2 separate regions of the Mus musculus genome follow, and region 1 is linked to region 2. A link is a contact called in ENCODE Hi-C data. All regions are on one chromosome and are shown on one strand. Each heading gives the region's core, a stretch centred on a gene start or an enhancer-like site at or near the end of the contact. The rest is flanking DNA. Distances are from core to core; before and after follow the strand shown. Region 1 overlaps Tns3 (tensin 3). Region 2 holds the start of Ankrd36 (ankyrin repeat domain 36).

The links. A loop is a pair of places that touch in the nucleus more often than their neighbours do.
Region 1: a map of T-helper 17 cell shows a loop between it and region 2 (11-fold over the local background). The contact joins the enhancer-like site here to the promoter of Ankrd36 in region 2. A Hi-C loop is called at or near these places in 2 of 37 maps with a recorded cell type or tissue (T-helper 1 cell and T-helper 17 cell).

Annotation. Positions count from the first base shown.
Region 1 is chr11:8,578,319-8,582,238 of GRCm38, forward strand. It overlaps Tns3 (tensin 3), which reads right to left. Exons shown (of 31, transcript NM_001083587.1): 4 at 765-803. Among named protein-coding and RNA genes, the nearest start is that of Tns3, 84 kb to the right of the region's middle. Within about 2 kb of position 1,718, at least 1 of the 3 ENCODE cell types and tissues checked has a DNase peak (open chromatin) inside an H3K27ac peak, as active enhancers do.
Region 2 is chr11:5,566,892-5,571,032 of GRCm38, forward strand. It overlaps Ankrd36 (ankyrin repeat domain 36), which reads left to right and starts at 2,793. Exons shown (of 27, transcript NM_023816.3): 1 at 2,793-3,238. The coding sequence starts at 3,036. It overlaps Gm39573 (a long non-coding RNA gene), which reads right to left and starts at 2,227. Exons shown (of 3, transcript XR_872233.1): 1 at 1,968-2,227; 2 at 1,433-1,838.

The sequences.
Region 1 (3,920 bases), core at 468-2,967, 3.0 Mb after region 2:
GCAAACGTCAAGCAACACACATGAAAGGCACCTTGCTGGAAGTGTCGGGCTCACTGTTTTCCCTCACAAGTGAGGCTGGGAGAGTGTATACTCCCCAAGCAACCCTGGGTGGCATCACAGGGGCCTCCTCAGAGCCACTCCTGACTGGTGGTAACAAGGCTGCCTGTCTCCTACCTCCTAGTTCACAGGCCTGCTGCAAGTTAAGAAGTCACTAGAAACAAAGAGCAGGTGGTCTTGACATTCAAAGCAGAACCCAGTAAGGAGCAAAGGGAAACTTTACACTCACCCAATGACACGTCACAGAGAAAGGGTTGCTATGTTTACTCTCAGTGAGATAAAAGCATGGCATATGTTAGAGGTGAATGCCACACTGTGCCTCTGGCACTGCTACTGACTGGGCTCAGCACCTTAAGCCGGGGGTCCAAGCCCCAAAGGTAAATGCTACTGATCCTACAGGTTGCCACTGCAAAAGAACATGGGCATTTGCTTCCTTTTTTGTTTCGTTTGAGAGACAAGATTCCTCTGCATAGCCCTGGCTGTCCTGGAACTCACTTTGTACACCATGTTGGCCTTGAACACTGCCTACCTCTGCCTTCTGAGTACTGGGACCACCTCTTAGGTGGGTGGATTTTCTATCTTAACAAAAACAAAGGAGAGTGCCTTTCTACCCTCTAAGTGAGAAAAATCCCCAAGGAAGGCAGAGCCTGTACAGAGACCACCCTGGCTGCTCATACCAGAGCCCCAAAGGAATGTGAAAGTCTTACCTGGTCCAGGTGGACTTGCACAGAGCAGGGAGTCACCACCTTAAAGAAAGAAAAGAAACATGAACAAGGGCTTCTCAGGTAGCAGGTACAGGAGCCACAAAGCGGTCCCCAGAGGCTGGCACTGTGTCACAGCACCTGTAGTCAACACGATCCACATTCTCCTAACTCTGAGGAAGTTCTAGTTCTTTCCGAGAATCTTAGAAAAGAAGTAATAACACACCCATCCAAAACTTTTTTTTTAAATCTACACATCATTCATAAAAATAGAAGTTCACCTTGAATGTCAAGCAACCAGTTAGTGTACCTCCAGCTAAGTCCTTCCTCATTGGGCAACATGAGACGCTGGGGCCAGAGAAGGTGGAGGTCTCTGCAGGGTGGTTTCAAGCTGGAACTGGTGAGTGTAAACTTTCACATTTATGGATTTTTCTTTTCTCTACAATGTGGGTTCCTTTCTCTAGAACTTCCTATGCATGTGAAACTGAAAACATAGTCTACGCATATCTCCTCCTGAGATAGTGGAAAGGGCTTCCCTTGGACTCTCCCAGAGTCAGCTCGCTAAGCTTCCAGGGAAAAGCAGTAAAACCTCTAAGAACAACACCCTGCTTTCAGGGCAGCTGGGAGATGAAGTGTGCTCAAGCAGAGACTGCTGTGTCCTGAGCTAAAGTCCCCGTGGGAGTCAAAACGTGGACGTGCTTCTTGTTTGTCCAGGAGGCTGCTGAGGACCTTGCTCATGTGACATGTCTTACTCCCCAGCTTTCTCCTGGCTCACCCACGTTAGACCCCCTGGGTAACTCCCCTTCTTAAAGAGTTTTCTGGAACTATGGAAAGGAAGGCTGTCCAGTCACGGTAGTTTCCATTTGGGAGCAGTAGGTAGCAGTATGACCTTGGTCTCTGATGTGGACACTATTTATAGTGCTTATCTTCCTTAGTAAGTTTCTCAAGAGCTATGTGACACATGGCCACTCATCTGTCTGGGACACGCCATTATTCCACCAGGACGCTGACTCATATTCTTGGCAGAGAGAGGGGTCCTCTGCTTTGCACTCACGCTTCCCTCTAACCAGCTCTTCATCTCCTCTGTGCTCATACAATGACTGGCAGCAGAAACACATATTTTGAATTCATACACTCTCAGTGTCTCCTGTACATATTAGATTTTGATGGGTGGATGGGGGAAGAAGCCAACAAATAAACACAGAGTGAAAACTAACCCATGGCTTTGGACACTCAGGGAACTGGTACTAGAACCATGTGGGCCAGTGATGGGAGTCGGTGATGGCGCTGAACAAGGGGAACTCATGGTTAATAAAGAATTATGGTTCAATCCACTCCAGCAAGCCTCCACTGGGGCACACAGGCATCCTAGTACCAGTTAGTAATTTATGCGCAATCAGTCTCTGCCTTTAAGATGTCACCTGTATTCCACAACACAGAATACTACTTACCCATTGGTAAGCAGAAAAGGCCTAACAGGACATGAAGAGCCAAAGAGGCACATTAAATGTGGATCGCTAAGCTGAAGCAACCAACTCGAAGATGCTACCCTCTGCATGATTCCGACTATGACATTTTAGAGAATGGAAAGTTAGAGAAAGAATAAAATGTGTGTGGTTATCAGGGGCTGCAGGAAGAGAAGAGGAAGAGGAAAAACAGACAATGTTGAGAGCAGTTGAACTATTCTCACCGCCACTGTAACGATGGGCACATGTCACTAACAACAGTCCAGACCCACAGATGGACCAACACCCCAATGAACCCCGTGTGTAAATTATAGGCTTGTGGACTTTGGTTAACAATGTATTGATGTTGACTCACCAGGTACTATGCATTAGACAGATTTTAAATATACCAAACGCATGCTTAATTTTCTATAAACTGAAAACTGTCCTAAATATAGTTTACCAATATTTTCAAGTAACTGACCAGAAGCATATGTGGGAGGAATTCCTATACCATGCCAGAAACTCGAGTTTAAAAATGATGGATAAGGGTTTGGCATGGGCACACATCTTTAACGCAAGAATTTGGGAAATAGAGGAAGAATCTGTCAGTTTGAAGCCAGCCTGGTCTACAAAGAGTTCAGACCAGAGAAGGATACATAGGGAGACCTTGTTTAAACATCACACACACACTCACACACACACACACACACACACACACACACACACACACGGCAGGGGGTCTTCTACATCGCACATCCCCCTATAAACAGGTGCTGTGCAGTGTGCAGCTCCAGGGACTAGAAATGAGACATAAGCTCTGTGATCAGGTTACTCAAGTCCTAGGCAGACCATCTACAATCAACAAAACACATCACGATATGTCCTTCCAATTTAGCTACAACCAGATATCAGGACGAGAGAAACCTGGCTATAATCGGCATTTGTAGTTTACTTCTCCTTGTGTAAAGCAAGAGCAGTAACTGACCACAGACAGAACCGCATTGCCTCTCTCAGGATGCTCCCATTCTTGGTTCATGCCAGTTAACCTGGCATTAAGAAACATGGACGGCCAGCAGTCCTGTGATTGGGCTCAGTGGCTATCTTTGTGGGCTCATAGGTTCCAACTGCCATTCAACCTGTCTAGAAAGCAGGACAGTTTCTCCACACTTCTTTCTACTCTCTGGAGCCCACAAAGCTCTGGGGCTCTGTCACTACTGCTCTTGCCCCTGTGACCTGTGGACCCACCTACCCAACTCCCCAACTTCATCTCTTGAGGATGAAGAGCCAGCGGGAGCAGGATGAAGATATAGAAAGAGCAGGCAGTTGTCCAGGTCACAGAATGAGGTGAGCTCATTGTCTGTCCAGGGTCCAGATGAGGATGACACCTCATATTCTTCATCTTCATGCTTGTTCATCCTCTTCAGATGCAGCTCTAACCTAACACTCTGGTCCTCTGCCCCCTGGCATGTCACTGAGGGAAACACCGTGGGCCAGGGCCATCTTCAGTCTCAGGATATCCATCCAAGGCCACAAACTGGACCGAAAACTGAGTAGCAGACACTAATGCAGGGCACCAGGACAAGGGCCCTCCCAGTGTCAACCCTTCCTCGGGTATGCTTCTACGGATGGTTCTACTCAGGAGTCTCTGAGCTGAGGCACCTCCTTCTGTGAATGTGCACCTACCAGCCAAGGCATGGCATCATGGAGGCTGAGT
Region 2 (4,141 bases), core at 1,543-4,042:
GGCAGAGACCAGAGAACTCTCTGTTTCAGGCCAGTCTGGTTTGCATAGTGAGTTCCAGGATAAGTGGGGCTACAGAGTGAGACCCTATTCAAAAAAGAGGGGGTACATTTGACACCCACTGTCTTTTTAGATTATCATATCCAGTGTCTTTAAGCCAGAAGCTGCAACCTTCTGTTTGCCACTGCTAAGGACACTCATATATTGTCATTAGAATGGTGATTTAAGTTAGCATCTGAGAAGGCTTGTCTGTGCCTAAGACATATCTTGTTGGAAAGAGGAGGAAGAAGTAGTGATGGGGTCCCCTGCCATGCTGTCCACTGTCCCTTTGTTCCTGGCTTTGACATCCACCTTGGCTGTCAAGGGACTGGGCTTGGTGCCGGGCAGAGGAATGCTGGGGCTAGGAGCCTGTGCTCCTTGTTTGGAGAGTGTTATCAGTTTTGCATAGGTACTGTTCAGAGTGTGAGGTTTTATTATGGGCGTTGGTATATATAATATTATATCACCTGATTGGCCTGTCCTTTTCCCAAAAAATCATCCTTCGGGACCCAGGTCATGTCCATTGCCCTCTCTTGTTCTAAGTGATCTCCCTTTTCTGCCTACCAACCTTGCCCCAGTGTTTGCCGAGCTTCATTCATTATGGAAGAAGTGAAATTGACAGCATTTCACACAGTCCCAGCAACTGTAAACTGTGTGATGTAAGGTGAGAGGACTATCATAGCTTTCCTCAGTCTGAAGGCAGACAATGCTCTGGAGGTGCGACACTGAAGGCTTCTTGGCCTGCGTGGTTTTGGGATTGACCTGAATGGAGTGACAGAGACTGAAGAGATGACACAACACAGAAAAGCTGGGACTGGGTGGTCTGCGGTCTCTGAGAGAGATGCACTAGCAAGATGGAAACTCAGTGTGGTGGTTTGAATGAGAATGGCTCCCATAGCCCCATAAATTAAATGCTTACTCAGCAGGGAGTGGACCTGTTTGAGAAGGAATGAGAGGCGTGGCCTTGTTGGAGGAGGCGTGTCACTAGGGGTGAGCTTTAAAGTTTCAAAAGTCCACACCAAGTCCAGTCTTCTCTCACTCTCCTCTCTGCCTGCTGTCTGTGGATCAGGACGCAAAGCTCTCAGCTACCACCATGCCTGCCTGTGTCCTACCGCTGATACTCATGGACTCACCCTCTAACACTGTAAGCAAGTCCCCAATTAAATGCTTTTTAAAAAAGAGTTTCCTTGGTCACGGTGTCTCTTCACAGCAATGTAATGGTGTCTTAGACCCTCGACATATTTATTATCTGTAGCTGAGCAAGGGTTAGTTAATCTGGGTAGGGGTGTCTCTATTGGGGAGCCATCTCAGCTGCTGACATCAGGAAGAGGAAGCTGTGGGTTTTATCTCCTGTACACACTGTCCACACTCATTCTTGAACCAGGGGAGGCCTCACCAGTCTCATGAATCGCGGGGGGGAAGGGGGGCAGCAGTTGTCCTCTTTAACCTGACCATGGCGCTCATATTGAGAATGCTTGCTCATACAGGGGTACACTTGCTCCTCACATGGTGGGGCTAGTGGTCAGGTCTGGATCTCTTCCTCTGAGGCTCCTTCACAGTGTTAATGCAGGCTACTTCACCACTGCTCATCTCTTGGGTCTTTCTTTGTGAAGCAGGGCAGATGCAGAGCGGGGTGGGTGTTACATTCTCTACTTCGACCCTCCTGGGCACCGTTGATTTTTGGGTAACAGCATGGATGATCTGCATGGTCTGGAGCTAGGGGTAGCAGTGAATTTGGATCCTGCTTCTGTCGTCGATGGCACCTAGGAAGTGTGAGACAGGGCCCAGGCAGACGATGGGATCTGGAGGGGAGATTGCAAGTGGAAGGCAAATACACAGTAAAGAATACAGAATGTGGAGAAGATATTAGCCAAAAACTAGGGCAGAGAATTAGAGATTCAGTCAAATCCTGGCTGGAAACTGCTACTCACCAGTAGTATACATGAGGAGTTGGTGTGTGGTGGCCAGAAAGATGGGAGAAATGTAGAACCAGGAGGAGGGGGAGAGGGAGAGGGAGGACCAGGACAATGGGGCAAGGCTATGACACAGGATCCAGCTGCCTAAAGTGTCATTCTAACATAAATGGAAAGAGATTTCTGAGACAACAGTCAATCAAAAGGTAAAGTTTGAAATATTACACAGTGATCCAAATAAACCCTGAAGATTTAAAGAGGAAAAAACATCGAGCAGAGACCATGCTGAGGAGCAAATAAGTGGGCGAGAGGCAGCAGACGCATGATCTCATTTTATCTGGACAGTGTGCAGCTCCCTCCACACCAGCACGCACACCACCACAAATACTGTCACCGTCTACGAAACCACTAATGCAGCATTCTATTATTGCAATTGCTAGTCTCTGGGAGCGGGGGTAGGGGTGTGTGTAAACATATGGAGATTCTGAGATTTCTTCGTTTGCTTGCTTGCTTGTTAGGAAAGGGTCCTACTACGGTCACCCAGTCTGGCTGGGCATGCAAGATGATGCTGGCCTCAAGTTCGAATTCTGAGGAAGGTTTTCTTGGAGACTAGACTTTAGAGGCCTGTAGATCTATCTAAAGGGAGTTATGTTTCAAGACTGAGTAGGCCTTAAGCATCGGGACCATCTGCCTAGTGGTGCACACGTTTGATGCTTGAAGGCACAGTTGCTCTTGAGCCTCACATGCGTGCTGAGCACTGTTGGCTACGTGCTTTGATTGGTTGCCTGGGGAGTGGGGGGTGGGTCTCTGGAGCACGTGCACACGGTGTTGCTGGGCAACGACAGTCCTGCCAACTGCCTAAGAGGTGGAGGGATGCTAAACCTTGGGGCTCTTTTGTGGGCGCATCCTGGCGAGATTCTGAGACTTGGTTGGCTCTCTTTTGGGACTGGCTGGCGGTGGCTAAGACTGGGACTTGAAAGAACTGGTTTGCTGTGAGCACCGAGGTTGTTACTGGGAGGGAGGAAGGCGTTATAAACACTGAGTTTTGGAGGGGTAGAGATAGGGTGAAGGGCCACAGTCTGAGCCATGAAGAAGATCTTCAAGGGTCACTCGCCTTGGGGCTTTCTGAGCTTTAGGCATGCTGAGAACCAAGAACCTCCCAGGTACCTCACTGGGTACATGCCTGTGAAAAGGATCCACAAAGCTGCAAGCGTGGGGGACATACCCCAAGTGCAGAAGATGCTCGAATTTGGGGATATTGACGTGAACGTTACAGACCGGAAGAAAAGGTTAGAGGGTGCGGGGTGGGAGCTGGGAGGTGGCCCAGAACAGGGGTAAATGAGTGGCAGCAGGGCCTAAGGAGAGGAAACTGATCTTGGCCTCGGGAGTGGAGAAGGGAGGCTAAGGCCTGCTTTAACAGGAGGTGCTAGCCTTTCTTCCTACCACAGGTGCCTCAGCATCTGAAACCCTGGATGGGTCCAGAGCCCAGACACTCTTCATGAGAAGCAAATAAAAAACTAAACTCATTTAGTTTAGTCGGTTTCCAAACCCCATATAATTCTGTTTTTAGAAGACTCTTGACAATTTAAATGTGATTTCTCCTGCACATGGAAAAAGTTAATAATGCGATGGGTCCTAAGGAAGTTCATTCAATAAAATTCCATATTCTTTTTATTTCACGGTAACGGAGGACTATAAGTTATTTATTGAGGGACCTTACACGGAGGCTGGAGTGTCAGCAGGGCTTCACGTCCAGTTATTCAGGGTAGCCATCTTTATTAACCAATGCTGATTCATCCATTAGTTCGCCTGGCCCTGAAGTGGGCTAGTTTGATTAGCATCCATCTTCATTACATAGTACGTGAAGCTCCAAAGTTCCCACAGGTGCTCCATTAGCTTCGGTTGCTTCCTTGATGCAGAAGCAGATGGTCCACTGGTGGCCTTCACATCTTAAGAGACCATCAAAGCCTTGGAGCTTGCCAATGTGGTCCCTAGTTCAGGACGACCGCAGTCAACAACACGTTCCCAATCTTCCTTTGCAAATTTTCCCGTGTCTCTTGCAATGCCCTCTCCTTCGGGGTCCTCCATGTTTAACTGCTCTTTCTTAGCACTGCTAAATAGAAAAAAGAATGTCAAAACCGGCTATTCTGCTTCCGAAAAGTGTGAGCTGCCTCCTCACATTGCACAGTAGC